Linked DNA regions of Mus musculus: all the other regions are linked to region 3. The links are chromatin loops, found by intact Hi-C in ENCODE. Cell type or tissue: heart. All regions are shown on one strand. Links, peaks and the distances in the headings refer to the core of each region. The heading gives the core; the rest is flanking DNA.

Region 1 (7,938 bases), core at 1,740-6,739, 290 kb after region 3:
GCGCGCACACACACACACACACACACACACACACGCACGTCCCAGTACTCAGTGAACTAAGGAAAGACAAACAAACATTGTTTTCTCTTGGGAGTGAGCAGGTCAACCGTGCCCCCTGTTTTAGAGATCAGGCAATCTCCTGATTCAGATCGGGCTTGGAGCATGCTCAAACCCTGCCCTCCTCTTGCTCATGGTAAAAAGGCAAGAGCCCAGGTGCCCACCAAGCATGTTAGCCACCTCCCGTCATGTCACGCCTGCTAGCATCCCATTGACCTAAGGAAGTTATGCCATCAGAATTCTTCAGAATGAGAACATCGCTCCATCCATCCACTCTTCAGGAAGCTGAGAGCAGTTGTCAGGACTGGGAACAATACCCAGTCTGCTAGACCATAGTGGGGACTCTGAGGTCCCCTCACATGGCCAGTGTCCTCTCTTTGTTGTTTGGCTTTCAGATCATTTGCAGTGTTGGGGCACTGGCTGCTACACAGAGAGCTTCCCAGCCCCTGGCCACACTTGCACACCAGCTCCACTCTCTTTGAGAAGCATCTCGGAAGCCTTTAAGCTGTTCTGGCCCTATGGCTCAGTGGGTAGGGGCACTTGTGATATAAGCCTGACAGCTTGAGTTCCACCCCCAGTACCCACATAAAAGTGGAAGAAGAAAACCAACTGGACAATGTTGTCCTCTGACCTCCATCACACACCATGGCACAATCCCCAACCCAACCCACCCCCGCCACCCACAACAACAATAAATAAAATCTTTTTTGTTTATTATGGGCAAATCACACCAGAAAAGTTCCATCTCGGGTCAAGGCCACTTTGAATTAAAGAAGTGGCTGAACCAACTGCTAATGATTTACAAAATGAGCTTTGGTCCCCTTCAGATGTTGCTGTCCCCAGCATCCAGTCCTGCTGTCCCCTTGCAGCCACTGTGAATCCATTGTCATGTGGATTTATACATCAGACAGGTGAGCCTTGCCTACATACAGGGGGGTCCTGAACCTGTTACTGTTGCGCTCACCTCGTCCAGCAAGAAAAACGCAAAACGCAACACGGTCGGATTCTTCTCAACAACCTTCTTTATTTCAGGAACACCTCGATGCTACGGGAACCTCGGAAACCCAGGGACGACTCCTTATATACACCCCAGCACCTGGGAGAGCTATGTGTCCTCCTGGGATTGGTCAGTCTGCTGGCACTTTAATTTACATGCACCCGCTCCGGAGATGTTGGCGCCAGATTCGGGCTAGCGCCTGCGCAGTGGCGTTGTTTACGGCGCCATCTTTTAGGCGCCCAGCTGCCTACATGTTACAGCCCATCTCCTTTCACTTAAGGATAGGACATGTTGAGGGGTATCCAGCCGAAGTGAGAGGGAATCTGTGGGTGGCTATGATATACGATCAATGAGTCCATGAATGAACTGTCAAAAAATAAAGAAAAAATTACTTAAAAAATTTTAATGGAGTTGAATGCTGTTGATACCTCTCACCCAAGCTCCTCCAGGGACAGCACAGGGACTAAGGAGCACTGAGAAGCTGGGCCAGCTGGTCTGGCACCCGGTCTTTGTCTTCCATGTTGTGAGCTCATGGGCAGGTGTCTGCCCCTCTCTGAACCCAAACAAGCCTTAAGAAACCTCACATCTGTCTCCCTTATCGTAAACGTTGTGTGTCTATCTGTCCTCTTTCCAGCTGTCCCCCTCCCCCCAAGTAGCAGAGTTAACAGATATTTCTGCTCTGTTCTCATTTGCATGGAAGACATCAAGTTCCCACGTTGTCATTTCCATTTCTCCGTGCTAACAGATCCTCCAGGAAGTCGCTAACTAGAGCGCGCTCATCCCAGAAGCCTTCTGGACCATCAAATTTTTGAATAAATATCTTTTTATTTGTTGCTCCCGCTGAGAAGCCTATAAGCATCTGTGCTACACCAGGAAGGTTTCATTATTTTCCTAAGATTGATGCCAGTCAGCCCTGAGATCACCTTGAAGTGCCTGCATTTGTAAGGAGCCCTGCAGCCTCGCACAATCAGACTCTTAAGACTCATTAGAATTGAGATTTGCATCTGCAGTCGGGCAAAGGTGATATGGTGAGACACACGGGAGCCTTGTTCAGTCCTAAAGGAATGTATTCTAGAACACTCTGGGGAGTGGTCTTACATGCACACACGTGTGTCCATGCCTGTGGAGATCGGAGGTCGGCATCTGGTCTTTCCCCAATTGTTTTCACCATATTTATGAAACAAGGTCTCTCATTTGACACGGAGCTTGCCAGTTTAGCTAGGCTGTTTGGCCAGTGCTCTCCTAGGATCTGCCTGTCTCTGCCCTCCCCTACCCCTCCCTGTAGCCATGGGCAACCACATACAGCTTTTGGAGTGGGTGCTGTGGAGCTGAATTCAGTTCCTCGTTCTTGTAAAGCAAGTACTTTATTGAATGAGCCACCTCCTTGGCCGTCCTATTGATAAAGGTGCTAGGAGGTCACAAAGAACCTCACAACACACGTCTTCTGCCATCGCTGACCCACATCTACAGCTTATGCACGAGTGGACAGTCTATTGCTCAAACTGGACCACCTGCTTAGCACGTGGGAAAGTTAGGACTCCATCCCTGGAAACACACACACACACACACACACAGAGGTAAGCCTAGTGGTTAGGGAGGCAAGCAGACATACACTGACACGCCTAGTCCAGATGAGAGTGTGCCCTCGCCCTGCAGTCTGGGGGCCAAACAGGTGGAGTGTGCTCCAGCATGTTCAGGGAGCTGGGGTCTTAGTACAAAATAACAAATACCAGGATGTACGATGGCAGCACAAGATGCTAAGAGACCCAGGGATGGAGCTACCTGTTCAGCTGCCCCTTTGAATAGAGACCTCATATTGAACTTGCCCTCACTCAGTAAAAAGACAGTGATGTCCAAATGCTGGGCAGGGGAATGAGCTTGACCTCCTTGGTCCCCACAGCAGACCGGAGACTCTCAGCGCTGCGTGTGCTCCTGGCTGTCATTATTCAGTGCTTATGTTGCTGTCTCTCTCCTATTAGACTCAGTTTTCCAGCTCAGAGATGAAAGTGCGTCTTCTATGGACCCAGTCACAGAAAGCAGCCGAGGACAGAAAGACGGAGCACAGAGGAGGCTCCCCTCCCCTCTATCCTTCCCACCATCTCCACTCCAGCTCAGATCTGCTGGTGCGGGATCAGTGGCTGGCTCAGCTCAGCAGCCATCTTTCTAAAACAGAGCCGTGAACCTGCCATTATCTCTGGGGTCTCGGTGAAGCACAGCGAGATCTAAGCCGGCTGGCCCTTGCCTCTCCAAGGCTGCCTGGGTGGTGTTCTGAATCCAATCAAGAGGTCAGCAGCAGGCATCACCAGGGGCTAAGGGTGGTCACTGTGTCCTTTGTATCCTGATTGGCAAAACCACAAGGCCTTCCCCCAGCACCGACCTCCACAGACTTCAAATACTGTTTGACCCTAACATAACTCAACTTGAAAGAGACAGTTGGTTACAAAGTGTTTGCTTGGCAAGCCATTCAGACAGCTTAACGCTCAGCGAGAGCTCAGTTGGTAGAGTGCTTGCGGAGCAGAGCAGGGCATGAACAAACACTGTGCATGGGACGTCCCAGCACTGTACAAACTGTGAGCAGGGACACTCACTTGTAGTTCCTGTAGTTGGGAAGTGGAGGCAGGAGGATGAGAGGAATCTGAGGTCATCCTCTATTATGTAGCGAATTTGCAAACAGCCTGAGCTACACCGGACTGAGGCAAAGCAAAACAAAACAAAAACAAAGGCAGGGATCTAAAAGTGAGACATTTGGTGCTGGAGAGAGCACTCACTGCTCCTGCAGAGGACTAAAGTTCAGTTCCCAGCGCCCACAGCAGGAGACTCACCACCACTACAACTCCAGCTCCAGGGGTCCCCAGCTCCAGGGGTCCAATGCTCCTTTCAGGCATGTGCTGGCACCCAAAGTCAGGTGTGCATACACACAGATAGAAAACAAATCTTTATTAAAGAGATAGAATAAAAAGACCACTGAATAGGCTACTCTGACCCCAGCACTCTGCTGCCCCCTATAGGTCACTTTTTTAGTTTTCCAGTGTATCCCTCATTACTTTCTCCTGCGAATACAAACAGAATGGGCAGCATCACTTTCGCCTTGCTGTAAGCCTTAACTTCACCTACATCCAATGAAAACACGATGAGCGGCTTCCCATCTTGATGTCACGTGGCACTTTGCTTACATGCAACAATAATAGAACCACCTCCTATCTGTACTTTATCCATTTCAGGCTCCCTCAGGATGCCCATACCCCACTGTCTTTATTTGGTTCGGGCTTTATTTTTAATCAGCCACCCGCAGAGGGATGTTCATATTGTTTCTGTCGATGGTTCCCACCAACAAAGCTGTGATGTATGAACTCAGTCATCAGTATCTAGATTCGGGGACCCACAGGAGAAAGACACAGGCGCCAGAGTGCTGGCACAGAGACCAAGAGCGTTTGTCACTTCACAGGGATGGCCGCTGATGGTGTAGCACAATTTGGCTTCCAGAGGCAATTGTCGGGAATGTATAGTTCCTCATGGTCCTATCAGCATAGAATAATCACCCATGTTTTTTAATTTTTCCCCTTAACGACAGTGAAAGCTTTATCTCTTGTATGTTACTGGGGCATACGATAGAGATGGCTCCATGGATAGGCGCTGGCCACACAAGCGTGAAGGCTAGAATTTGGGTCCTAAAAAACCTACCCAAAACCTGAGTAGACGTGGCAGCTGCCTGTTATCCAAACACATACAGGACCAAGACAGGAGATTCCTGGAGCGGGCTGGCAGGCCAGACTAGCCCAATCAGAGAACTCCCAACTCAGTGAGCAGCCCTGCCTATGATTGAGAGTTGTGGAGGATACCTAATGCATGTGCACACATGTGCACATGGACCTGAACATACGTGTGCCCATGCTCATGAGAACATGCATATACACACACACATGTACACCACACATATGCACATGCCAAGAGAAAAAAAAAAACATATTTTCATCAAAACCATGTATATTTAAAAGATAACTAGGATCCCATACATTAAATGGTCCCACTGGTAACCCATGACGGAAGAGTGACAATAATGTGGTTTGAACATGAGATGTCCTCTAAAGGCCATCTTGTTGCCATCTTGGTCCCCAGTACAGTGCTCAGAGATAGGGCTTTGGGCAAGCAATTGGATCATAAGGGCTCTGATCCAATCAGTGGGGGGATGTATTGATGTCGCCCAACCTGATGAACTACTGTGCTAACCCTAACCCTAAACCCTAAACCCTAACCCTAACCCTAACCCTAAACCCTAACCCTAAACCCTAAACCCTAAACCCTAAACCCTAACACTAACCCCTAATCCCCTAACCCTAACCCTAACCTAACCCCTAACCCTAACAAACCCTAACCCCTAATCCCCAACCCTAACCCTTACCAGAAGGTAGGGCTGATTGAAGAAAGCAGGCCACTGAGGGAGTCATGGCTGAGAAGGGCATGTCTCTTGTCACCCTGTCTGCCTTCTGTCAGCTGCGACATAAGCATCCTCCACCACGTCAGACCCGTAACTATGGCACTAACTAACCATAGACTGAAACTGGCTAGAGAGACCCTTCTCCTTCTAAACCACTCCTCTCAGACTTTGTCACAGGGGTGACAAGTTTGACTAGCACAATTGCCATGCCCATTCTGCCATGCAGGTGCCTTCAGGCACTCTGGATAAAATATTTCCAACATGATAAGTGTGACCCAACCCTCTGCCAGGGCCATGTAGCTGGAGAGTCAGCATAGCTCTTTAGAACTGTGTGAACTGAAGTCCCCAGAAATGAGCCACAGCCACGCTGGCCATTCTGCAAGGCTGATTGACAGGTTAGAATGTAGTAACTGTGGTGAGGTTGGAATGTTGCAGATCCAGAAGCCAAGTTATGTTGGACCATCTTAGGCCTAAGTAGCCATTTCTTGTCTGCCTCCGCGTGTGACCTAACACCCTTGTGACTATTAGATAAGTTATTTTGAAATGTATCACCGGACTCCTAACAAACTTTCACCAACCCAAATGCTAAGAATGTCAGTAGACAGCGTTTGAGGCCGATTGCAGTGATATTCCTACTTTGTTGGAAACCACCTATCTGATGTTTCTGCGGGCACATCTAAAAAGTGTTCTGATCTATGACTTTCTTTGTTCTAATGTTATAAGATATAACTTCATACAATTAATATACAATATAATGTATAACTTCATACAATTGAGTTTTATGAGAACTTGGAATTTTGGGGTACTCAAATCCGTGTCCCCAACCCATGGCTACTCAGGTCTGGCTCCAAAATAAGCCACCGTTCATTACCCTTGAGGTATGAGATGATTTTCCCACTGACAGTCTTGGAGCAGGGAGGGGGCACTTTTTGCAAATATAGGTCATTGGGCTGCTCACACATCCCTTACTATATGACACACGGTCTCTAGACCAGAACCCCCGTGCTGCCTCCACAGCCTGCCAAAGTGGAGGTGGCCTCAGGCACATCAGTGGCAGCTTGATGAACTGTGGCGTGCCTGGCCAGCTGACAGCTAGTGGTCTCAGATTGGATTCCGCAGCGAGCTCGTCGGCCAGAGAAAGGCTCGTGGCTAACAGCTAATGTCCTCTGAACACGTGTTTGTGCTCACGGTCTGCACCTTTATTGCTCAACCAGACGCCACAATTCTTTCTGCTGGGCAGCAATCTGACGAGGCGCATCTGTCTCACATGTAATTCAAGGCGAGGCCCATTAGGCGAGGCAATTCCTGGCCTGTTTGTGTGCTTTTCAAAAGCCGTTGCAGCCAATTCTCCAGCACTGTGGCTTTAAAAGAAAATAACGGAAAGGATTCTGATAATATTTAAGGAGATTTTGTCTTCTCTATTATGCTGTTTCAGTGAACAGTGACAATTTAGAACCCCAGGGACAGGGCATCCGTATGGCATAATGGATTGCTTTTTAAAATGTATTTTATTCATGCTTTATATGTATGACTGTGCATGGTGTGTGTGTGTGTGTGTGTGTGTGTGTGTGTGTTTACATGGTCGTGTGTGAGGATACACCCATGCACGGTGAATGTGTAGGGATCAGGGGACAGCCTTGATCCCGGTCCCTGCCTCACGCCCTGTTTAGACAGTATCTCTTGTTTCCGCTGCACTGTGTACACCTCAAGCTCCTGGGACATCCTTTTGTCTCTTCCTCCCATCTCACCGCAGGAATGCTGGGAATACCATTGAGCACCACCGTGCCCACTGCCTACATGGGTTCTGGGGACCTGAACTCAGGTGGGCAGGATTGAATGGAGAAATGCTTTTAGCCTGAGCCATATCTGTGCCCACCCCTTTAAGACTGTGAAGCTGAAGATGATGTCTGTCTTTACATCCTAAAACATAAAACTTATTCTTTTAAAAGTCTGTCTACATCTCTGCCTGAAATCTCAACTTTCGGGAGGTTGAAGCAGGATTGGGAGTTGAAGGCTAGCCTGGGGTACATGTCGCATTTCAACAACAGTAACAAGACCTGTGTCATTCAGGATAAATGTCTGCCAGGCTCTTGGAGATCACGGTCAAGTTACTCAGACCAGCAACCTAAGCACTTTTTAGTGGGTCGTCTGACTGTTTATGCACAATGCCTGGTTGGAAAAGGGGTTGGTGCTGCCTTAAAAATACCATGAGCCAGCTGGGCGGTGGTGGCACACGCCTTTAATACCAGCACTTGGGGGGCAGAGGCAGACAGATTTCTGAGTTTGAGGCCAGCCTGGTCTACAAAGTGAGTTCCAGGACAGCCAGGGCTATACAGAAAAACCCTGTCTTGAAAAACCAAAACAAACAAACAAAAAACCCATGAGCCTTGCTGGCAATGTGGGTCAGCCAGCGACGGCGTTTATGGGCAAGCATGGGGCCTGCTCACAA
Region 2 (7,938 bases), core at 967-5,966, 150 kb after region 3:
CTTACAGTTTCAGAGCGGTAGAGTCCATGATGGCAGAGGGAAGAATCGGTTGAGAACTCATATCATGTATTTACAACTTTGAGGCAGAGAGAGAGAGAGAGAGAGAGAGAGAGAGAATAGCATGGTTATTTTGAACCCCCAAAGTCTGACCCAGTGACACACCTCCTCCCACTAGGCCATGCCTCCTCATCTTTCCTAAACAGTTCCACCAACTGGGGACCAGTACTCAAACATACGAGCTGTATTCTACGTTCTATATTCTATATTCTGTATTCTATATTTTCTTTCAAACCACCATACCATATGTAGAGACTGAAGTGCCAACATGGGTATAAACTGTACCTCATCACAATCGGGGCACTTGGCAGATGAACTATCCTAAAATTGCAGTGACCTTTTTCCTGCTATGATTTGTTTGTTTATTTGTTTTGAGACATGGTTTCTCTTCTTCCATCTTCTAAATTCCAGGGATTAAACTAAGGTGCCCAGGTTTGCTCTGTGTCTTTACCCACTGGGCCATCTCAATGGCTTGTGTTTTTAGCTTACCCTTAGGGCACAGGGGTCTGGGTTATCTCCATGGTGTGGTGAGTCTGCCTGACAGTACTGTGTGCACGTACACGCAGAGCCGTGTGGACGCGTGCTTTCATTTCTCTTGGCTTGCAGCTGCAGGGCTGGGGTGGTCTCCTGGAGGATATATGGGGAGTACTTTGTCACTGCACGTAGTGAGCCTTGGAGAAGAATAGTTACTGCGGGTCTGCATGCTGAGCCCAGACTCCTTTAAAAACCATAATAAAATGAGATTAGTTCTGTCACTTCACATCTGTAGGCTTCCTACTGTCTCACATCTCCCCACAGCATCCTCTTTATGGAACAAAAGCCACCAGGACTCATTTGATCTCTGAGCTGTGGTTAAGGCATCGCTGTCCAGGGCACAGTCTCCCACGTGTCTTTTCCTTAAGAGACTTGAGATGCTCTCAATGTGGCTGAGGTCTGCAGCTCAAACAATTGCAAATGCCAACAAATGCCTGAATCCTGTGGGTGCACATCCCTGCTGTCACCCCATATTTCTGCTTTCAACCCCCTTTGACCTTCTGTGATGGTCCATCTCCAATGACAACATCTGGATAGGGTCTCTTCATCAGACCAGGTGTCAGGGTGCAGCTCCCGGTGGCCAAAGTCAGCCTCTGTCTCCTCGGACAGTACCAAAGTGTTGGTCTGATGGAGCTCGACATTCAGCACCCTGAAGTATGAGTTTAGAGCAGTGATTCTCAATCTGTGGGTCGCGACCCCCATATGGTGTCGAACGTGTAGTTTCACATGGGTCACATGTCAGATAGCCTGCATTTCCTTACCATTCATAACAGCGGCAAAATTACAGTTATGAAGTAGCAACAAAATAAGGTTGCGGTTGGGAGTCATCACAACGTGCATTAAAGAGTCACAGTATTAGGAAGGTTGAGAACCACGGCTCTAGCGAGGGATAAGATTGTATTAGCTACTCTCTTTACTGCTGGTGCAAAGGGCAAAGGGCAAGTTTGAGAAAGAAGGGGGGTCTTGAGTCTATAAGCTGAGGGGACAGTCCACCACAGTGGGGAAGGCATGGAGGCAGGCGCCTGGGGAGGCATACACAGTCGGGAAGCAGAAGGACTAAGTACCCACGCTCAGCTTTCTTCCCTCGGTTCAGTCAAGGACCCCAGCCCAAGGGTTGGTGCTGCTCACATCCAGGGTGGGCTTTCCCCCTGCAATTGGCTCAGTTTAGAATCCCACTTAGAGATACACTCAAAGGCTGGTCTCTGGGTGATTTCAGAGCCCTCCAAGTTGACAGTTGATGTTAACCACCACACAGGCCTTCACTGTGTGTATCTGTTGGATTCTGAGGAGGAGAATGTTGGTGTGATGGTAAGGGTTAGCAAGACTGTGCCAAGGTAAAAAACAGGACTCAACTCTTCATAGTTTAATAAAGTCAAGAGAAAAGCAAAAACTATAAAAAGAAAAACACACCCTTTAGTGGTGTGTGTGTGTGTGTGTGTGTGTGTGTGTGTGGTGTTTTGAGACCAATGGTCTGTGCTGGGTATTGCAGAATATTTGATCACACTATGTTATTTACTCAGATTGTATTATTTACTGGAAAAAAAAACTAGTATCTAGTTGTGGTATGGCTCAGTCCAACACACACCTTTAATCCATTCCTCTGGCTGAAATTCAGACATGCCCTTATTACACGCTTTTAATCCCAAACAGTGAAGTAAAGTTAGTTTGTAGAAGGAGGCACCCATGTTTGAAAGTGATGGAAAATTGAGTGGCAGACAAAATGATGAATCAGAAACATATTTGATAGAACAGGATATGCCCAGCTCTCATGAGAAGAGAGAGGAAGGGAAGCTACTTGAGGGGCCGTGTGGAGAGAGAAGAGGAGGCAGTTTTACCAGGAGAGTTTTACAGAAACAGGTTGAAGAGAGAACAAACTAGGCGAAGACAAAGACAGAACAAACCAGGAAAGAGGAGCCTGAAGATTAGAACAAATTGTCAAAACTGGTATGAGGTCAAGCAGAGCAATTCAGTCAGAGACCAAGAGAGAAGCCAGATGGAATCAGTCAGCTTGGAGGGGAGTCTGACCCGGAACAGCTCACTTGAGCCAGCCAGAGCTCAGAAAGAGCTAAAGGGTGAGCTTATTCCGCAGCAAGTCTGGAGGCTGAGAACATTCCAGGCAGGCCTAGACTGGACTGTATAGAATCTAGAAGCTTCTAGGCCTAGGCTTAGGTCAGCAGACAGAGTCAGTAAGCCACTAAGATGCAAATCACGTTATGCAAATAAAAATCACTTTAACAGCCAGGTGCCCTTTTTCATTCTCCACTTTATTTTTGAGACAGGTTCTCTCACCAGACCTGGAGCTCATCTAATTTTCTGAGACTATCTGACCATAGAACTCCAGGAATCCTCCTGCCTCTGTCTCACCAGCATGAGGATTATAGGCAGGAGTCCCCATAGCCTGATGTTACATGCTATGGAGGATCTAAGCTCAGGTCCTCATGTTTTTGCTGACTGAGTGCGATTCCCCACCCCTACTCCTTAAATTCTATATATTCAATGTGGGTTTGTGGGAGGCTCTTGTTCACCAGTGGATCAATGATCTAGTCTAATGGAGGTAGCACGGAGGATCAATGTTCTAGTCTGATGGAGGTGGCACAGTCTTGCCACATGTTCCAAAGACTAGCACGACAGAGTAGAAAGAATCCCACTGTGTCGTCTTGGAACTAATACCTGCTACTTTCTTTTGATTTATTTCTGAGAGTGGTCATCTGTCTGCAGGACTCTAAGGTCAGGGACATCCGTGAACGGAGCACAGGGTGGAGCACATGAATGGAGCAGACAGTGGCAAGTGCTCCTCAGTAGGGGAATGATGTGGCTAGGGATAAATAGACTTAATAAGCAATTTGACTCCAATGGTCGTTCCTTCTTGGACTATTTGGATTTTAACAAATTATCATCCCTCTGTGTTGACGAGTTGGAGAACATTAGGCTGGGGACTTTCTGCTCTGTCTCTCAATAATTTTATTTTGTCTTCTGGAAGGCACGGCATGCATCCTCTGGGCTTACAGCCAGCTGAGTCATCTCGCCCGTTTCTCTGTCTCTGCGGCACGAGGTCTGTGACACAGAGGTCTATGTCAGGACCCAACAGCCATCTCAGCCAGAAACTGGGCCAAGGATTCAGACGCCACCAAGCGCTTGATGGGACTGCCCTCGGGCATCCACCAGGGAGACCAGAACAAGGAACTGTGTCCCTGGAGCCTTGTGAGTCACACTTGGTCCTGACCCCAGATCAATTTGTCATCACTCTGGAAAAGGGGTGGGGTTAGCACACATCTCTCCAGAGTGCCCTTAGGGGCCCTTTGTTATGGCAGTGGGATTAGAACCCTTGGTTGAAGGTTCTCACTGCCTCAGGCTATTTGGAGATCCAAGAGGGTGAAAGGGGAGAGAAAGAGAGAGAGAGAGAGAGAGAGAGAGAGAGAGAGAGAGAGAGAGAGAGATCCTGAGGGAAGGGAACAGCAAGCATCCCAGGCCAAGTTTAATTATCCCATCATAAAAGAAGAAATAAAAATTGTAACCAAAACTCTCCCTCTGTCTCCAACATAACATCAAAGTGGGAATTTGTCAGGAGTGAGGAAAAATGTCAAGGAAAAAGAGTGGGAGGAAGGAGGGAAGGAATAGAGGAAGGAAGGAAGGAAAGAAGGAAGGAAGGGAGGGAGGGAGGGAGGGAGGGAGGGAGGGAGGGAGAGAGGGAGGGAAGAAGGAAGGAAGGGAAGGAAAGAGGGAAGGAGGAAAGGAGGGAGGGGGAGGGAGGGAGGGAGGGAGGGAAGGAAGGAGGGAGAGACGGAGGGAGGTCAGCCACTAGCTAGGATGGTTTTGTCTGAACTTCTTTGCTTCTCCCTGACTGAGGGCAGTGTCAGGGAGAAGCCTGAACGCCATCTCTGGTATGCATGGGGCTGAACTCCAGGAACCATGTAAGAGAAGATGGTGGTCTGTCCACCGGCGGCAGCGATTTTCTCAGTGTTCAGAAACACCAGTCCTGGGCTGGAGAGGGCTCAGCAGTTATGAATGAGACCATGCTGCTTTTAGAGAAGAGCCAGGTTCAGTTCCCAGCCCCCCACCAGATGGCTTACAACCTGGAACTCCAATTGCAAGGGGTCTGATGCCCTCTTCTGGCTTCTGTGTGGTACCTGCATGCACAGGGTACATATAAACTCATGCAAATGCGCACGTGTGCACACACACACACACACACACACACACACACACACACACACACTCACACAGAGAGAGAGAGAGAGGAAACCTGCCATACAAACTCCATTTATGAGACAGACTGGCAACATAGCTTCTTTGGCTGGCTCACTCTGTACCCTGCCCCCACCCTCCTTACCCAGGAGCCATGTTGACAAGTTCATACATTTGTAAACCTTGTCCAAGGTCAGTTCAGATCCCTTGAAGACATCTCAGAGGGAACTGTCACAGTAACTGACTCTAATTTCTAGAATTTTCATGTGAGGAACCAAGGATGGTACTATGTGCCTTGGCGCAATGAGACAGTTATCAGGGGCAGGAGATTCAGGTCACCCCACCCAGTGGTCAGCACCAGTGTGGTCTTCCTGTCTTACATGGGATGCCTTCCACTATTGAGCCTCGGTATGACCCCAGTGTCTTAGCAAGCCTCTTTTTCAGCTCTGAGTAGCTACAAGGCACAGCAGGTTAACATTCTGGTGTGGGGATGTTGTCTAGGGAAGATCGTTCAGATACTGGGTCCAGGAGAAGAAATTCTTCCTGGCTCTGAGGTTGAGGATAGAAACCAGCCGCACAAACTCCACCTGAGCAACCATTATGTTAGCGTGAATAGACACGCTTGGAAACCAAGCCAAGAAACTGAGGATGGCAGAGCGGAGGGAGGCTGAGGCAGCGGTTAAGTTGGGTTATTTACCCCTCCATTACTGGGGATAATAGGTGTGACCTTCAAGTCCGTGAGTCGGGTGTGTTGGTTTCTGGCACGAACAACGCTTTCACATAAGCTCTGCCCACGACAGATTCACTTAGAAGCTCAGAGCAGAGCTTCGGGGAGTGAGGATCACATATGCGTGCCGAGCCTTCCATTTCATGGAGGCTTTTCTGTTGGTTTGGGTGGTGTGACCCTTTCCATCCCTCCTCACGATAGATTGGCTGCTTCGGCCTAAGGCTCCTTACCTGGGATAAGGATTGCAGGCACCCCTGTTGCTAAGGACAGTCGGTGTTTGGTCCTTCAGTTCTTCATTTGTCTGACTGATCCAATCCAACCTAACCTACCATCTACTTCTATGGGAGTGACATTTCTGTCTACCGTATGACACTCTTCCCTGAGACCCAGGCAAAGCAGAGAGGGTCAGCCCTGGCCTCAGGCCTCAACTCTCCTGATTTCTCCCTGCTCTGAGCTCCGTTCTGTCCTTCCCCAAGGACAGACTTCACTATCCAGACTGTCCAAGCCAAGTGTAGATGCCTGAATTCAAGAGGAACATGGCAGTTATAAAAGGAAGATCTGACTAACACAGGGCCTAGGCCATCCTGAGGCGGCTGGTGAGGCCCTAAGTCTTGTCAGGGAGGATGGAAGTTCTGTGGGGGATAGAGACATGGGCCCTGAGTCTCTCTGTCTGTCTCTCTCTCTCTCTGCCTCTCTCTATCTCTCTGTTTCTGTGTCTCTCTCTCTTTTTCTCTCTCCCTCAAAATGCCCCATGTCTTTCCTTTCATCCATCCCAGGCTGTGCTTGTGCCTGGATCCCAGCTCTGACTTGTACCTGACAGTTACTGCCCTGGCTTAGGACAGCTGGAGGAAGTCCAGGTCCCTGCAGGCAGACAGCTGTCCTGGCAATCAATAGACAAAGCTCAGTGGGTGTGTGTTGCAGAGAGGAGAGCACATGGCCCAAACAAACCAGAAAAGAATAATAATTCTTTTTTTAAAGGCAAAGAGTAGAAAAGACGGTGCAATGCTGCTAATTTGAAGAGTTAAAAAAGTACATGAGCCATTCATACAAGCAAATCCGGGGAAAATTACCATGCAAATGAGTGTGGACAAGAAAGCAAGTTCCAGAATCTTCCTGGGGAGATTTCACAGGTAAAGGAAGCAGAGAGAGCTTCCAAGACTTCTTCCTTTTGAAGGCTGACTTCTTTTTGTTTTTCTTGTTGAGACAGAGTCTAATGTAGCTCAGGCTGACCTCAGACTCCCCATTTCCATCTTATTCACTGAGGCAGGATTCAATCAAACCAAGGGCTCGCTAATGCTTCTGATCTTGCTAGACAGCTTGCTGTGGGCACCCGCTGGTTGTCTCTGGTTTGGTTTGTTTGGTTTGGTTTGTGTGTGTGTGTGTGTGTGTGTGTGTGTGTGTTTGTGTGTATGTGGCTCGAGTTGCAGGCAGGTAACCACACCCTCCTGGCCTTTGTGTTCCTTTGAAGGGATCTGAACTCAGTTCTTAAACGTGGAACACAAGCCCTTTATCCCCTGAGCCATCGCCCCAGTCCCTGAACCTTTGCTCTACAGGCTCAGCCTAGCAGTTGAGTCATGCATTGAAGCAAGACCCTGTTACCTCACACCAGTGCGTGACATCGTCCAAGATGGCTGACTCCTAAGCTAGACGTCACCATGTTCTCATGCTTTTGTCTTTATATTTTTTCTTATTTTCCTCACTAACTGAAGCCACTCAAAATGTGCACACCTGCATATACACTACACTACACTACACTACACACACACACACACACACACACACACACACACACATACTTGTTAAGCCTCAGAACTAAGTTTTGTTGCAATACGGCACAATGCTGACATCTTCCTTAAGGAGTCTGCTGTGCTAAGCGCTTCCCTGTCTGAATATGAGAAGTTCTCATATTCAGAAGCAACGCTTCATGGGAGGGCTCCTCACAGGGAAAAGTGCCCTTTTATTGTTCGAAAACGGACACCGAGTGTTTGAGAAAGGAGAACCAGAAAGCGCTTGCTTGGCAGACAGAACACACCGTGCTTACGTGTCCTTACGCATGTGCACAGGACGCGTGTCCATGTCCCCAGGAGAGAGGCAGCTTCAGTTTGAGAACCCTTCTTCTTTTGCTTTCTAACCTCCAGGCCTGGTACCCTAGGCCCAGGGAAGCCTGAATAACCAACCCCGGCCCCTCTTAGTGCCCCTTGGACAGCACAGTGCAGCCAGCTGTTGTCCGTCTGGACTCTGTTCATCTTTGAAGGGGAGCGACAGTTCTGTGAGTGTGAGGTCTTCTTGTCTGAACACCCCACTTCTTGGACACCCTCTTCTAGTCTCTCCTTCCTTCCTTCCCCCTCTTTTCTTCCTCTGCCTTGCTGTCTTTTCTCTCCTTGGAACGATCATCACAGACCTAAGCCGTGCATGATACTTGCAAAAACACATCA
Region 3 (7,938 bases), core at 1,943-6,942:
GTACTGGGACCCATGGAGTACTGGGATCCTTATGGTACTGGGACCCATGGGGAACTTGACCCCTTGTGGTATTGGCCCGATGTGGGATCGTGTAATAATAGGACCTTCACAATACCAAGAAGGTTGTCATGTTCAAGGCGAGGGTGCATTTTGGTACCTCTGTCCCCCTGTTCTCATCTAGGGTACCATTCCCTACCGCCCTCTAGTAGACAGGGCCCTCTTTCCAAGCCTTTTGCTGACGTGAACATATATATGCAGGGTGCCTGCTCTCTCTGTGGGACTTTACATTTTTTAAACAAACACTTCATGATGATTTTCATGGTGGAGAGCCAGGTAAACTCAGCCCCCAGAAAGGCCTGGATCAAAGCCAGGCTGCAGCTTTATCCACTGAAGCAGCTAAGATAGCCTCTGGTTCCCAAAGACCCCATGGGAAGGGGAGGGTGGTAATGTCCCTGGAGTTCTCACCTCAGCCAGGGTGCTGACAGGCCCTTCTGACGATTGGCTGCCCATACACGTGGCTCCTTGCTCCCCAAATGACCATGCTTATTTGTCACACTTGTGGGACCAAGGGGTCCTCTCTTCTCATTCAGACCATAGTCAGAGGGCGTGTGTAACTGGTCAGTGGTCTCATGGGAGGGCATCTGGGGGCTTAGGGACTGTCACTGCAAAGAGGCTTGCTTCTGTTCTTGGGCTGTGACCACAGGGGTGAGAGAGCAGCCACCCTGTGGTCCAGGTTTACCTGGGGCAGATGCTAAGCACTTGGTACTTACTGATGATCTCGCTCTGGCCCACAGACTCGGGAAGGAGTGGGGACTTACCCCCAGCACTTGTTGGATGAGAACACAGAGGCACAGAACGGTTGAGTCACACGCCCCCATGTCATCACTGGGCAGGTGGCCAGATGGACCGGCTGTCTTAAAACACCCAGCCTGGGGCTGCCAGAGACTGCAGCTTTAGTTCTGAGGAAGGCACAGAGTGAGGTAGAGGGCAGAGCGGAGATGGAAGAATGGCGTCTGTGGCAAATGCTGAGTCTCTGAGCCAGTGGTGCACGATGCCAAGGCTGTCTTAGGATTTGGGGCCCTGTGCAAGGCGTCGGGCATTTTTCCTTTGCCTCCCAGTGATTTCAGAGCGTCTCTTTCAATGGCTTGCAAGAAAGGGTCCTGATTGCAGCCCTTCTAAGAAAACACCCCTAGCCCACATTCCATCTACAACTACACTCAGCAGCTGCCAGCAGATGTGGGTGATACAGTTCTGGCTTCCCGCCCATGAGCTGCAGGGTCTGTAACCCCAGCGCCCAACTGCAGCCAGCCACTGCCTCTTCCCCTCTAGGCTCCAAGTGAGGTCTAGTTCCCTAGCAACCACCCCAATTAGGCAATCACGCCATTTATCAGGATGCCAATTAATTATAATGATCTTAATGATCTCCCAATTAGATAGCGCCTTGAAGCCGGCTGGAGCATGGGCATCTGCCGGGGTCCCCACCAGGCCAGCCCCCAGGGCTGGCCATAGCCAGATTGTCCTGGCCTGCTATGGTCATTATGGAGAGGCTCGCTTTCTTGTCCACTGACACACAGAGCCCAGTCTGAAACCAAGTCCCTGGTACACGCTCTGAGGCCAGTCCACCAGCAGCCACAAGAGGGTCTCACTCCTACAATGTCCTATGTCATTCCCTGTGCTTTTTAAGAGCTAAAAAAATCCTTATTTTTTGCATGGTTTTCATTGGCCACATTTGAAAGAACCTTCACATATACACCAGGAGAGGAGATGAAACCCTGGGAAAGAGAAGGGGGAAAAAGAGCCAAAACCAAAACCAAAACCAACCAACCAAACAAACAAACAAAAAAACCCAAAACTAAAACCAAACCCTCCCCAAAACAAAAACAAACAAACAAACAAACAAACAAAAACCCCAAAAGCCAGAGAAAACAGCAATAACAACACACAATACAAACCAGGGCACCGCCCCACAGTTACCCACGACAGCAGCGGTTCTTGGGGAAGGGAAAGGATTCAGACAGGCTACTAACTTAACTAGCTTTACTATTTTACTAGTCATGTTTCTTGTCCCCTGCATTTAGAAAACAAGCACCTGGTGAAAGGGCAACCCCGTGGTTCAGAGTGGACCTGGAGCGTGAGGAATGTATCACAGATTTTGTGTGGACACGTGACTATTATGTCTAAGGGCCGGGCTCAAACACTTCCTGCCTCTTATCTTTGAGGTGAAGGGGAACCTTCTTTGAACTGGTCAGAAAGGCAGGAAGGGCCTCAGGTCTTCAGAGAGGGCATAGTCTAAGAAAAGATAATGGCTGTGTGACAATCCTCCACATACCCAGGGGCCAAAAGCCGTCAAACCCAGCACCAAACCCAGACTACAGAGAGGCGCTGGATTCCCAAGTGAAAGGGCATTTGGAACATCAAGAGTGAAACTGTCTGTGGGATGGGGTCCTTGAATGAAGGCCATGTGGGACAGGGGGTCCCACGCAGGCACACAGACTGTACAAGGGTGCCTGGAGTTTCTCCCTCGGGGCCAGTCTTGAGTCAGCAAACTTTAAGCCTGAAAACCTAACATGCTATTAAGGTTTCAGAAAGTGTTGTAAATTCAAATAAAAAACCCTCAAGAGGGTTACACAAAGTCCAAAGCCACACTACCCTCAGCCCAGGGCAGGGACAGCGGGTTCATCATGCCATTGGCCAAGCTAACACTATCCTCAATAAACTGCTGATTTCAACACTGAACCACATAGAAACAGGTTGTTTTGATTTCCCTGGGGACCAGCCAGGCTGGGTGGAGAATCTTGGGGGGAGGGGTGTTTAGGGAACTCCCACCCCTTTTAATCAATGGTTGTATCTCAGTTGATCCCCTCTGGGCAAGGAGCTGGACCGGGTCACATGAACTGCAAGGTGAACAAAATCCAGGGTGTCCCCAGGGAAAGCCAACATCACCTGCTCTCTGTCACCTCCAGAGTAGCTGGGGGTGCACCGTGGGAAAGAGGCAAGGACAGATGGAAAGGGGGAAGAGGGCGGGCATCCCCACAGACAGAGCAAATATCCAGATTCAAACGAAAGCTGAATGTAATTACTTGGTTAATTAAATATTGACTTTTAACTCAAAAAGTGATTAAAACAAGCTGCAGGAGAGCCAGTCCTGGAGGGGTGGGGCCAATCAGAACTTTCAGGAAGTGGGGAGGGGGAAGGGGGAAGGCGGGGGTCACCACAGCCATGCTCTGTGCAGAGCGTCCTTCTGTGTAGGGAGACAAGGCTCTCAGGGTCCCCTCCAGGCAGAGATCACTAAGCAGACCCATGGCCCCGCGGGTGGCTCCTTCCATCTGCCCACTTGGAGCCTCCTTTCGCCACCAGCCGCCCTCGCAGGGACTAACACTACCATCCGCGCTTCCCTGGGTGACACTCCGTGCCTGGTACACTCAGAGCGCCACAAATGCTTGTCGAATGAATGAATGAATGAACTACTACTCTCTAAACGAAGTCGCAGTCCCCGCTGCAGCGTCCCCTCCGGGCTTCTGGAGCCCGCGGCGGACGCAGGTCTGCAGGGCGATGGGTTCTGACCTGGCGCGGGAGAAGTTTTACGATTTCATTTGTCCTCCGTTCTGCGAGTTCCTAGTCCCTGCTTGCTCGGGTCCTGCCCGGACAAGCCACACGTGGTCTGGCTTCTAGCTGGCCCTCTGGATCTAAACCTCAAGGGGTCAACCGGGCCATGCTCCTGCAGCCCGCGGGTCCACGCGCCCTTCCCCGGGAACCACCGGGGCGCGGGAAGTCCTCCCCTAGCCGCCCAGCCTTGCAGACGGGGTCAAATCGGTCAGCCCCACTGAGGCCGGCCGGTACCTAAACCTCCGGGTAACACCCTCCCTGAGCCGGGCAGCGGGGACCGGCTGGGCTCACCTGAACCGTGCTCGCCCTGGAATCTGTGATCCGGGCCCGGCCCCGCGCCCCACTCACCGCGCGGCCCCCGCGGCCTCACCGCGTCTCTGCCGCAGCCGGGCCGGGCCGCGGGGCGTAGGGGACTCTGCCTTGCCGCTGCTCCAGCCGCCTCCGCGGCATCCCGGCTTCTGCTTCGCCCCGCCCGCCCCGGCCTCCGCGCGCGCCAGGACCCAGGACCCAGCCGCCTCCCGCCCCGCCGGGGACCCGGCGATTCAGCCATCGCTCCTCACCTCCGCCGCCGCGGCCGCCCCGCGCCCCGGCCCGAAGTCCCGGCGGCTCCCGGCCTGCTGCCTGCCGAGCCGGTGGCCGGCCGCGCTCCCGCCGCCGAGCGCGCACCCTCGCGGGCCCGGGGCGCACTCACCCGCACCCGCTCCCGCTCGCCCTGGGCGCGGAGTTGAGGCTGATGTGCGCTGAGCAGGGAGCTGCCGGCGAGCCGGGACCGCGCGTGCGTGTGTGCGCGCGTGTGTGCCACTCGGACCGGGGGCGCATCTCTTAGTCCACCAGACACCGGCGCGAAGTCGCGAGGGCCATGGATCAGGCCCCCGGGCTGGCGCGCAGAGAATCCAGCCTCTTTCCGCTTTTTCGTCCTCCTCCCTCCCAGCAGCGAGGAGCCAAGTGTTCCCTGAGGCGTGCGACAGCCCCGGCCCGGCGCTGCCCCTCGTAATGACACGTTAATAAATGTTTTCTTTTATCCGCTTTCACAGGGGCTCGCCCTGGTTTGCAAACACCCGGCAGCCTTAGCTGAAAGCCCCGCGCTCGCCTCTAAACACACACGCACACACTTGCCATTGGAGACGCCGGCTCGGGCCGATCCCCAAGCTAGATCGCGGGAGGAACTGCCCACGCGCCTGGGACCTTCCCACGCGTCTCCGAAGCTCTCTGAGAAATTAAGTTGAGCTCAAGCGAAAGCAGAAGCGTTGCCCAGACATGGGCCGGGAATGGGAAAGAAAGGGGAGGCCGGTTCCCTTGGTAAAGGGAGAACTCTGACTCCAGGTGGTGCTGTCTGCGCGGTTTCTGCCGTCCCCGAAGCCACCAGAGGCTTGAGGGGGCCCTGGCTGCCAAGGGTGGGTGAAGAGCCTCACAGAGCCCACCAGTAGCTTCAGAAAGTACAGCTGATGTGCTAGGGGGTTATCGACCCTGCGGTGGAACGGGGCGGGCCTCGGATGGAAACGTAACCCCTGAAAGTCTTCCAAGATGTTCATCCATTTATAGATACTGAAATCAAGACAGAGCCGTTAAGTTATTGGCCCAAGGTCAGATAGTTGGATCAGGATCTGAACCCAAGAAGCTGAGCTCCGGAGTTGTATCTGACCCCCCAGGCTGCGCTTATTTTCAAGATCCTCCTTCCCCTGGTGGGATTTTTCTAGTTTTCTGATGGATAGCGTTTGTCAAATTCACGTAGTAAAAATAACAGGGCACCGATGGAGATGCACTAAAATCACGTCCTCGCTGTTTATCTAAAATTCAAGCGGGTTGTCTGGACTGCGTGGGGGGCTCTCGACTCCGCCCATACAGTCGTTGTACTAACCCTGAACTTGCTTTCCTAAGCCGGGGGCAAGCCCCACCTTTGGCTAGTGTAGAGTCCTGGCTGGATACAGGATGTTAGGCGTGAGTATTCGCTTTCATGAACCCCCCCCCCCACCCTCCACCCCACCCCCAGGCATTCCAGTCTCAGTGCTGCATGAGAAGGGGCTGGGCCCCTGCAGCGCTGTTCATTGGATGCTTGGGGCAGAGGGCTCCCATCCTTGAGATTCTGAGAACTTCATTAGAAAGCACAAACACACAAACAAACATCAAATGTACAGTGCTGGTGCACGCCTGCAATCCCAGCTCTTGGGAGGCAAAGGCAGGAAAATAAAAAATTCAAGGTCACCCTTATCTACACACAGGGTGATTAAGACCAGTTGGAGGTCCAGGAGACCCTATTAAAACAAAACAAAACAAAACAAAACAAAACAAAAGGAAAAAAATCTCAGAAAATAAACCAATAAAACAGATAGAAAAGCAGGTGTAATCAGTTTCAACATCCCAGACATTTAATTGAATAATTAAATTGATTAATTTATATATCCTTATAGGGTCAACTCAGACAGTATTCTCGTGGCCCACATCTGTGATGCCTGCACTGGGAAGGCTGAGGCAGGAGGATCACCCAAAGTCAAACTTTCTATATAGTGATACTGTCTCAGAAGCACACGAAGCAACAACAATGTATACACTTGATCTTTTTGTATCCTTCTCTTTTTCTGCAACAGGTAACTTTACATGCTATACCCATCCTGGCTTGGGGTTCTCCTCCCAGGAAGAACAGCAGGTTCTGTGGCCAAATGGAGAGCTTTGCACCTGGTCATCACATGAAGTGTACATTCATAGTTTTTGGAGAACATGTATGCTCAGAGATGACAGAGGCTTGTACACAGCCCACAGGCTGCACCTGGCTTTGAACCACATGCCTTATTTCAGCAGTGACTTTCTAGCAGGTCTGCAGTGTCCTATTGCGGTCTGGGCAGGAAGGATGCAGAATGGAATCTGTGCCCTGTTTGCTCTGAGGTTCTAGAGAATGCTCTAGAAGTTGGGGATTTACATCAGAAAACACTAGGACCACACCCTTGCACTTCAGACTTGACTCTCTGTAGATGGGTGTGCCCAACAGAAATTCCAGGAAAGAGGGCAGTTCTCAGTCTCCCAGTTGGGACTGAGCGCTGGAGGAGGGTGGTATCATGTGATTTCTCTTATGTTTCTTTGTTGTAATGGAAATGGAAAGTGGTGGCAATGCCAGCACCTGACCACTTTTCTTCTTTACAGAGGAGGAGACAGAGCTTAGGGACAAGTGTGTGTGTGTGTGTACCTGGGTGTGTGATTCAGGGAATCATTAATCAGTTAAGACAATTGACTTCCCCCTAACTCCTAGTGCACACCTAACCCTGCTGGTCTGGGCCTCAGCCTGTTGCCTGGGCTCTTTCCAGGAAGATGAAAACGGCTGGCCCCACTCAAGAACTTCTGTGTCGATCTAAAGATGTGAGGGACTTCAGGGTCAGAGTCCCCCAGCCTGGGGAGTCACTGTCTCTTCTACAGTTCATCTCTGGCCTGGGTGGGCTACACAGGGTCCCCAGGACCTGAGTTTCCAGCCCCTGCCTTCTAGACACTTGGTCCAGGCCAGCCTTTCTTCTATGACCCCTGTGCTCCTGATTAATATCCGTCTCTGCAAATAGCAGAGCTGGGTATACAACCATGGAGCCGTCTGAACTCCAGACTCTCAAGCTAACACCCCCATTGTTGGTTTAACCTTGAGAACCTTTGTCCTGACACCCCTATGCCTTGCTTTTTCTCTGTGGCAGTGCCTTGGTGGCTCACTCCGCAGGACATCGTGGGTGCTACTTACCCTATGGGGTCCTTTGCATTGTTATGCCCTTGGTTCTCTGGCAATGGCGGGAACTCCTGTGGGTCTTTCTGCATCCTGGCCCACAGGTTGAAATGAGTCAGACGGTCTCAGCTTTTTTGGCTGCATCTGGGCGAAGTCGATGGTATTTTATGAGGGTTATAAAAGACAACCTTTTAACATGTCTCAAACAAATTGGCGTGTAAAGAAGAAACAGTAACCGTAGGGACACGGCTGCAGGCTGGGGGCTCTGGCTGAGGCCCCACGTTCTGGGGGCACAGGTGGCTTTAATAAGGCATGCATGCTTGGCTGTGACTTGCTTCTCCAGGGTGGAGCTCAAACTTCCTGGCTCCTGAGTGGAGATAGATAGGCTTTTAAAATACCAATAAGGTGTAATAATGTCCTCTGTATCAGAGGCATTGATGAAGAGGAGGAAGATGGGGAGAATTGCATCTTGAGGGGATATATATATTAGAGATTTGGGGTTTTGTTTTTTTTTTTTCAACTTAAAAAAAAACCAAATTCCAGTTCTTGCACAACAATATGAATTTGTGGTTAATTCTGCTGAAGTCTCGCAGTTAGAACCCAAGCTGTCTTGTCAGGAGAAATACCCTGGTATTAGC
Region 4 (7,938 bases), core at 1,797-6,796, 70 kb before region 3:
CTCAGATTCCTATTCTGGGATGGGGTCATGGATTCTGGGGGACCAATCTTGCTTTCTCCCCTCACCAGGCCCCCCGCCCTTCCTGTGGATGCTGGCCGCCAGCCTGTGCTGCCCCAGTGGCCACACCTCATGGTCGATGTGCAGCTTGTGGTCTTTCCAAGCCTGCAGGGACTTGTACAGGTCCAAGTCGCACTGGACTGTGTCATTCTCAAGGATGTAGCACCTGCTCCAGAGAAAGGGTCATGAGTGGCCGGCCCCGAGGGGAGAAGAGAGGCCCAGCCTGTCCCTCTACCCCCAACCTCCAGCCAGACTCTCACCGATGGGTCACTTTGATGGGATTGGGGGCAGAATAATCTGGAAGGCCACCAGTACCACTGAAACTGCCACCATCCTTGTCATCTTGGTCTTCAGGGGCCCCTGGCCAGTGCGGCTTGCTAAGGTTGCGGGGCTGAGGCACAGTATCCAAGCCTACGTGGTATATCTCACCGTCCACCTCGATGGCCACGGAACGGATGGAGCGGTTCCGGGCATAGCTGGTCTTATACTCTGTGGGTGCCAGGAGGGATGATAAGTCAGAGAGGCTGGGACAGGCTGTCCAGGGAGCCCCAGCCATGGGCCTTCAATCAAGACAGGGGTAAAACCCCAAGTTCCAGTCTCAGTGTTGCATGCTGTGCGGGCTTGGGAGAGCTATCCCCGGAAGTGGGTCATCGGGAGGTCGTTACACTGGGCAGGCTAAACAACTTGAACGTCAGGAGAGCCAGTGAGGTGGTTTTGCAGGTAAAGATGCTTCCACACCTGAGTTTGATCCCCGTGGCCCGTGTGGTAGAAGGAGAGAGCTAACTCCTGCAAGATGACCCGACCTCCACACGTGTGGGCCACAGATGCGTTTTGGGAGCAGGGGGATCTGCCAGTGTGGACTGTGGAAGCACGTGGTCAGTATGCTCTGATGGCTTTTCCTTCAAGTCATAACTAGACCTCTTTGGACATTAAGGCCCAAACATGCCACTTGGCTTCTTGTCAGTCCCTCAGCTGTCTGTCTGCTGCTCTCACCATTAGAGTGGTCATTTGAGGGAGGTTTGAGAACCCGTTGACCTTATCATTTCCGCCTGCTCCAGATTAGAGCCCCATCCTACTCCCCCCACCCCCCCCCAGAAGGCGACACCAAGCCTACAGGGCCCAGTTGGCTCCATTGCCTGCCTTTGGTCCATGTCCATACTGCCCCCTAGTGGCCTGTCCCAGCACTGCTGCCCTCTTGAATTGGAGCTTGTGTGAGGGCTTTGGCTGTGTCCCTAGCTCCTAGGATCACCTGCAGGCCTGGAGCGAGCACCTGTGGAGTTGTTTGAAAGTTCACATGGCCCAGCCAGAGCCATGGCTGCTCATCCTCTCAACTTTGGGCAGGCTGGTGACACTTACTTTTCTTAAAGAGCTTACGGCGTCCAGCCAGGCCCAGTTTGTAGTCCCCTCCACCGCCACTGTCACAGCTGCAGGCCTCGCTGCTCTGGCCGTCATACTTGGGCACCAGGTTGGAGAGGGCTCTGCTGCCACCGCCGCCACCAAACCGCATGGGGCCTTTACATTTGTGCAGCTTCAGCGTCCCAGAAGCGTCCTCCACACACTGCCACTTCTGTGGGACACAGCAGGGCTTCAGGTGTCACCCCCCCCATCCCCACCATCCTGTTTGCCACACCTACCTCTCCTCCTGCCCACGCTCAGCTTGGCAAATGCCACACCCGTGCCAACTCCGACTGCCTGTTTCTCCCTCCTGTCCACACTTAGCTGGACCTACCATGGCGTTCACCAATACAGCCCCTGTCTGCCTAAAGTTATGTCCTCATGGTGGTTGGTCAGCCTCCCTTGGATCTGAGCTGCTAATACCTGGTCTAATCCCTGCTCTTCCTCAGCCTCCCTCCCCCATTCTCTTCCAGTGCTCATGGATGCGGCTTTCAGTGCAACTCAAACTTTGGCATGAAAGAGCTATGTCACGATCTCCACTCTGAGAGAAAGCACTAAGAGGAAGAGAGCCTCGCCCCAGACATAGCCCGGGCTGGGGGGAACTGGAGGTGTGCTGGAGCTGGGATAGTAGCCCAGTGTCCTTGACTACTTCTCAAGGTCTGGTTCACCCTGCCCTCTCCTTACCAGTCCACTCACCCGGTGGCCAGAGTCTGCGATGTCACAGCTCCTTGCTGTCCTCGCTCCCCTTGGTTTGGGCCATCCCCCCCCCCCAACTTCTGTTCGTTCCACATGCCCACATCTCTCCCTCATCTCTCACTCCTCTCCTCCTGTCTCCCTGCCCTCTGAGGCTCATGCCCGGCTAACTATCCCTCCCCAATCTCTATAGCTCACCTTGGAAAGGCCTCCTCCAGACGCCGGCTCTTTCTCTCCCTGGATACTACCAGGGTTATATGTTTACTTAGCGTCTCTTTTGCAATCAATGTCCTTTTAAAAAAAAAATCTTGAAAGCTATTTCCTAATCCCCCTATAAACGGAAGCCAGCCGCAGAGAGTTATACCACACAAGTCAGCTGGGAGGCAATGAATGCTGTTTGCCACCTGAGCCTGCCTGCTGGTGTTTTCCCACATGAGGAGTGCAAGGTCACACACCCAGAGGACACTGCTACCCTGACAGGGACCAGAGCCTCCCATGTAACCATGGCAACCACACCCCAGAGGACCCAGAAGATCCGCCATCTCCTCACCTGCCCCAGCTGTTCGCATGCTGTCTGGTACTCAGCTCGCTGACACAGGTCCTTCACGCGCTGGTACTTGGGCAGGAAGTTCTCCTCCTGGGCATTCACTTTGTCACCCTCCCTCTTGTGGAGCAGTTTGCTGAGGGAGATGCGGGGCTGGTTGAACTGGGTGGAGCCCTGGGGCAACTTGTGCTTGCCTAGGCTGCCGGCCCTGCATAGCTCTGTGGAGACCTACTGTGGAGGATGGGTGGCTGGTGGCTTGAGAGCACCTGGGTTTTAATGGGAAGTCTACAGGAGCTGTCTATCCCAGATGGCCTGAGTTAGGATTAAATGAACAGTGATGACATCGTACAGGCTCTGCCAAGTATGTTGAATGGGGACATGTGGCCTCCAGATTCGAATTCTGCATGAGCCACCCAATTGTGACAGGGAATTTGGACACAGCTCTGAGTCACCCAGTCACTAGCACAGCACTATTCAGCCTCCCACAGTCTTGTGACCACTCCTCATGGGGGTCTTCCTGCCCGGCCGGCACTCACCCTCTCTCCACCAGGAAGGAGTCTCGCCAGACCCTCAGCTTCTTTTTCAAGTGGAACCTAGAAAACAAGCAGGTCCAGCATCCTGTCTGCCGGGTTCCCGTGTCCCCAGCCCTGTCCACAGGTTCTCCATACCCTGGGCCAAGTGGCAGTCATTGAGTGACACTGGAAAGGTTTCCACACCCCAGGGACAGGGCTGCTTCTCCAAGATGTGTTCTGAATGCCTCTTTGTGGTTGAAATGGGTACAGTTACATGGGCATTTGCACGTGTGTGTGTGTGTTTGTGTGTGAGTTTTGGAGTCTCTCAGGAGCCCAGTTCTGGGCTAATGAGTGCCTGCAGGGGGTCATTTCTCCTGATCTATGAGATAACCAAGAAGTCAGACTCTTCGTCACAATGGCTATGACTTTTGTGGCCCTATTGATGGGTGGTGGGACTGACCGGGAGTGTGTTCCAGGTGTCCTGGGTGGCTGAAGGAAGCAGCAATGAAATGGGGGAAAAAAAAAAACAAAAAAAAAAAAACAGAAAGGAAGGTGGAAAGGAAGGTGGCTAGAGATGAGGAACCAGAAAGGCAGGAGCGACCCCTTGTGGTCCCCGATTCTCAAGTGTCCTGTGCCCCTACACTCTGCATGTGTCCATTTTAGACCCTTCCAGCCCCCTTCGTTGGAAGATGTACCGACCTTACAGGGCCACCAGCCACCTGTAGATCTCAGGGCTGGGCCCCCTGGGAGGAAAGTCTAGGAGAGGCTCACAGAAAGATCTGTTATCCAGGGGGCAGTTTCACTGTTGACCACAAGGGGTCGCTCCTGCCTTTCTGGTTCCTCATCTCTAGCCACCTTCCTTTCCACCTTCCTTGTTTTGTTTTCCCCATTTCATTGCTGCTTCCTTCAGCCACCCAGGACACCTGGAACACACTCCCGGTCAGTCCCACCACCCATCAATAGGGCCACAAAAGTCATAGCCATTGTGACGAAGAGTCTGACTTCTTGGTTATCCTCTATCTCTCTAGGATTCAGAGAACACAACTTTCCTTTACTGGGTTACTATGAGGGCCAACGTGCTGGAGTGCCCGGGGCACAGCACAGTGCTACTGTTAACTTTGGGCTTTTCATCCTTTTAGCTTTGGAAGGTCCTTAGCTCCAAATGGGAGGATAGAATCCCAGAGAGGGCTGGTCCTTCAATCTCTCATGGGTTAGTGGGGGGCACCTAGATCCTGATTCCAGTGGCCTTCCCAGTTCCCCGTGGTTGAGTTCCCCCTGGCTAGGGAGCCTCCTTCCCTGGGTCTCTCTTGCTCCTTCTCACCGGTTCACTGGCCGCTCTGAGTCCAGTAGTTTGAGAATAGACTTCCCGTCCATGTCTGCAGGGATGTCCAGTCCAGCGATATCCAGTATGGTGGGGGCCAGGTCAATGTTGAGGACAATGTGGGGGTTCCTGGGGAACAGAGAGGGAGTGGAAACTTGGCCACCTGGGTGGCAGCTTAGCTTGGGACAGAGGCATCTGGAGGTGAAGAGGGAGGGACATCTGCAAATGAGAGAGCTTCCATCCTGACACTCTGACCCGTAGGGAGGCCAGTTCCAGCCGGACCGTCCGGTGCTGCACTGTCAAGGTTACATGCCCTAATACTATCCTCCTCTGCCTCTAGGGTTCATGCCCGCCCTCTTGTTGGTTCTTGCTGGCTGGGCACGCACAGTCTGGCCTCTGAGCACCTGTTATACTCGACCCAGAATGATTTTCCTCGAGGCAGCCGTGTGTCGCTTTTAGCTCTTAACAAGGAGTCTGGTGACAAGCCCCATAGGCTTGGGGACCCCACTCCTGGGATCACATTAGGGTGATCCACTCAGTAGCCACCCATGTGAGAGGGGCCCGGCAAAGACTATGAGGGATGGGTTGGCGCTCCAGCTGTTCTGTGGACAGATGTTCAGCGGTCTCACTGGCGGTATCCTCCTGCCTCTCTCCCTTGCTGGCGTGGAAGATGGGCTGTGCAAGTCCCAGTCCTCCCTCTGGATATACCTGACTGGACTTTGACCCCCCCTCCCCCAGCCCCCCAGCTGCTACAGAGATGAGGCGGCCGCGATTGCCAGCCTTTCATTCAACTCTGCCTCCTCTAAGCGGTTCTGTTTCCGGTTGCCACTTCAAAGGTTAGGCCAAGGAGAACGGCTAAGGCCATGGCCCACACGGTCCTTGAGGAAAGAGCAGACGGCAGACAGCTTACTCGGTGTTGCCACCAGGAGCAGGCCCAGTGGACAATGGCTCTCTGCTTAAGTCTGAGATCTCTTCCTCAACAGCCACCAGACCAGTGACTGCCCAGACGGGGTGGGAATCAAAGAACCTTCCCATGAGCTGGCAACACCCAGGCTCTGGCATTTCCTGGCACGGAACCCCGCCTCGCTGTTTTTCATGGGAGTCATAGCTCCTGGCTTCCGCCTCAGAAGGGTATGACCCTCCTCGGAGTCCACCCTGGCCGACACAATGGCTGGTACAACTGTTCTAGAATCTTGCCCCTGAGAGGCGTGGATTGGACCTGTGCTGAGTTTCAGACCAAGCAGAGTCCAAGGTCTCCCCGTGAGCCTGGGACCTGGGGTACGGGCACAGGAGACACACTTACAGAGAGCCAGCTTCCACGTTGGGGCCCCTCACGTAGAACGGGACTCTGATGTCGAATTCATACGGCATAGACTTGCCCTTCACCAGCCCAAACTGGCCAATGTGGTAGCCGTGGTCGGCGGTGTACAGGATGTACGTGTTGTCCAGCTCCCCCGTCTCCACCAGCATGTCATAGATCTGCAACAGAGGCCAGAGGTGAGGTGGCTGGCCTCGTGGGAGCCCTCCGCTCTCAGCACACCTCCCATCTCGACCATGCCTGGGGCAAGTCCACTTCTCTGCAAGGCCCCCGGAACTGACTCCCTTATCCTGTCTCTTACACTTGTTAACATCTGTCCCTTGTCTGTGGACAGTTCCTATGGGGTGGGGTCTTGCTGTGTGGGGGTCTCTGTATTTTGCTCTCTGGCAGCTGTGTTGCACTTGCACTGACCCTTAATAAATGACCTTGGATGAATGCATGCATGAATGAATGAATGAATGCATGAATGCATGAATGCATGAAGGAAGGAAGGAAGGAAGGAAGGAAGGAAGGAAGGAAGGAAGGAAGGAAGGAAGGAAACAACGCTAGATGTGGCCAGGGCCAGGGTGGGAGTTGGTAACCTGAAACAGAATCCTGCATGAGGGTCTGCAACTGTCCAGCGTGGCTATGGAGCATATGAACTATGTTGTGTGTGGCCAAGGAATGGAGTTTGAATTTTATAGTATTTTGATTTAAATTTAGATAGCTATGGATCCCCTTTGAGTAAGCTGTTAGCCCACACAGTGGAATATGATTCTCTGTGTGTGTGTGTGTGTGTAGTATATTCTATCACGTGTGTGAAAGTCGGAGGACAACTTTTGGGAGTCAGACTTCCCCAGCCTGCGGGTCCTGGACATTGTGATACAGACTTCGCCATGTCTTGAAAACTGTGCTTTCATGAAAAAAGGCAGTCCCCAAAGGCCACATTTTTATGATCCATTTGCATGAAATGTCCAGAGTGACGACAGGAAGACCTTAGTACCTGCAGAGACGGGGTGACAGCTAAGGGAAGGTGTTTAATCCCCCTGGAGGGATGAAAATGTTCTAACTTGACAGTGGTAATGGTTGCAGAACTCTGAGTGAATGCAAGTCAGTGAGGGCCGTGCACGAGGCACACATCCGGAATCTTAGAATGTGGGAGGTGAAGGCAGGAGGTGAGTGCTAGGCCAGTTTGGGCTACAGGAGACTGTCTTAAAAACAAAACAAAAAACCCCATTGTGTTGTATACTTTAACTGAGTGTATGAGTTATAGCTCAATAAAGCTACTGAACTTTTAAGTGGGTTTTTGATATTGTTGTTTGTTTGTTTTTTTGTTTTTGTTTTTGTTTTTTTTTAAGAAATAAAAGCAGCCAAGCATGGTAGCTTTTGTATGTAATTCTAGAACTCAGGAGGCCGAGACAGGAGACTCCTCATGGGTTAGAGGCCAGTTTAGTTACTTAATGAGTTCTACACCTTCCTGGGTTATACAGAATGAGACTCTAGTCCCTTCCTTCCTTCCTTCCTTCCTTCCTTCCTTCCTTCCTTCCTTCCTTCCTTCCTTCCTTCCTTCCTTCCCCTCTCTCTCTCTCTCTCTCTCTCTCTCTCTCTCTCTCTTTCTTTTTGGTTTTAGAGACAGGGTTTCTCTATGTAGCCCTGGCTGTCCTGGAACTCACTCTGTAGACCAGGCTGGCCTCGAACTCAGAAATCTGCCTGCCTCTGCCTCCCAAGTGCTGGGACTAAAGGCATGCGCCACCACGCCTGACTTTCTTTCTTTCTTTCTTTCTTTCTTTCTTTCTTTCTTTCTTTCTTTCTTTCTTTCTTTCTTTCTTTTAAAGATATTATTTATTTATTATATGTAAGTGTACTGTAGCTGTCTTCAGATCTCATTACGGGTGGTTGTGAGCCACCATGTGGTTGCTGGGATTTGAACTCAGGACCTCCAGAAGAGCAGTCAGTGCTCTTAACCGATAAGCCATCTCATCAGCCCCCTCTTTCTTTTTTTTTTTAAGAAAGAAAAGCAGCTGTGGTTTCATCAAGCAGCAAAGACTGTGGTTTCATCAAGCAGCAAAGACTCATGGGAAAATTTCAGGAGTCAAAAGCCTTCCCTCTGGATTGCTCC

Evidence for each region. Peaks named below come from ENCODE experiments on the same cell type or tissue, not always from the same donor. Only the 100,000 strongest peaks of a DNase experiment are listed, where the experiment ranks them.
Region 1: a loop joins it to region 3, with 6 times the contacts of the local background. A loop is called at or near these places in 16 of 42 quality-filtered maps.
Region 2: it touches region 3 in a loop (2.3-fold over the local background); 3 of 42 quality-filtered maps call a loop at or near these places.
Region 4: it touches region 3 in a loop (4-fold over the local background); 2 of 42 quality-filtered maps call a loop at or near these places.

Annotation. Positions count from the first base shown.
Region 1 is chr2:166,436,576-166,444,513 of GRCm38, forward strand. No RefSeq gene overlaps it. Among named protein-coding and RNA genes, the nearest start is that of 5031425F14Rik, 6.9 kb to the right of the region's middle. RefSeq lists an enhancer at 4,045-6,552. In heart, for the core only: a CTCF peak has its summit at 4,059 (motif pointing left); a DNase peak (open chromatin) is centred at 6,685; H3K27ac peaks cover 1,278 bases.
Region 2 is chr2:166,297,687-166,305,624 of GRCm38, forward strand. No RefSeq gene overlaps it. Among named protein-coding and RNA genes, the nearest start is that of Gm30733, 15 kb to the left of the region's middle. In heart, for the core only: a CTCF peak has its summit at 3,739; a DNase peak (open chromatin) is centred at 3,715; H3K27ac peaks cover 283 bases.
Region 3 is chr2:166,150,781-166,158,718 of GRCm38, forward strand. It overlaps Sulf2 (sulfatase 2), which reads right to left and starts at 4,903. Exons shown (of 21, transcript NM_028072.5): 1 at 4,723-4,903. In heart, for the core only: a CTCF peak has its summit at 4,920; DNase peaks (open chromatin) are centred at 2,811, 3,541, 4,361, 4,861 and 1 weaker place; H3K4me3 peaks cover 3,507 bases; H3K27ac peaks cover 4,407 bases.
Region 4 is chr2:166,081,161-166,089,098 of GRCm38, forward strand. Sulf2 (sulfatase 2) reads right to left here. Exons shown (of 21, transcript NM_028072.5): 7 at 5,826-6,001; 8 at 4,523-4,651; 9 at 3,226-3,282; 10 at 2,696-2,825; 11 at 1,414-1,624; 12 at 318-546; 13 at 127-223. Among named protein-coding and RNA genes, the nearest start is that of Gm52534, 35 kb to the right of the region's middle. In heart, for the core only: a CTCF peak has its summit at 3,989 (motif pointing right); DNase peaks (open chromatin) are centred at 3,151, 3,991 and 5,711; H3K27ac peaks cover 674 bases.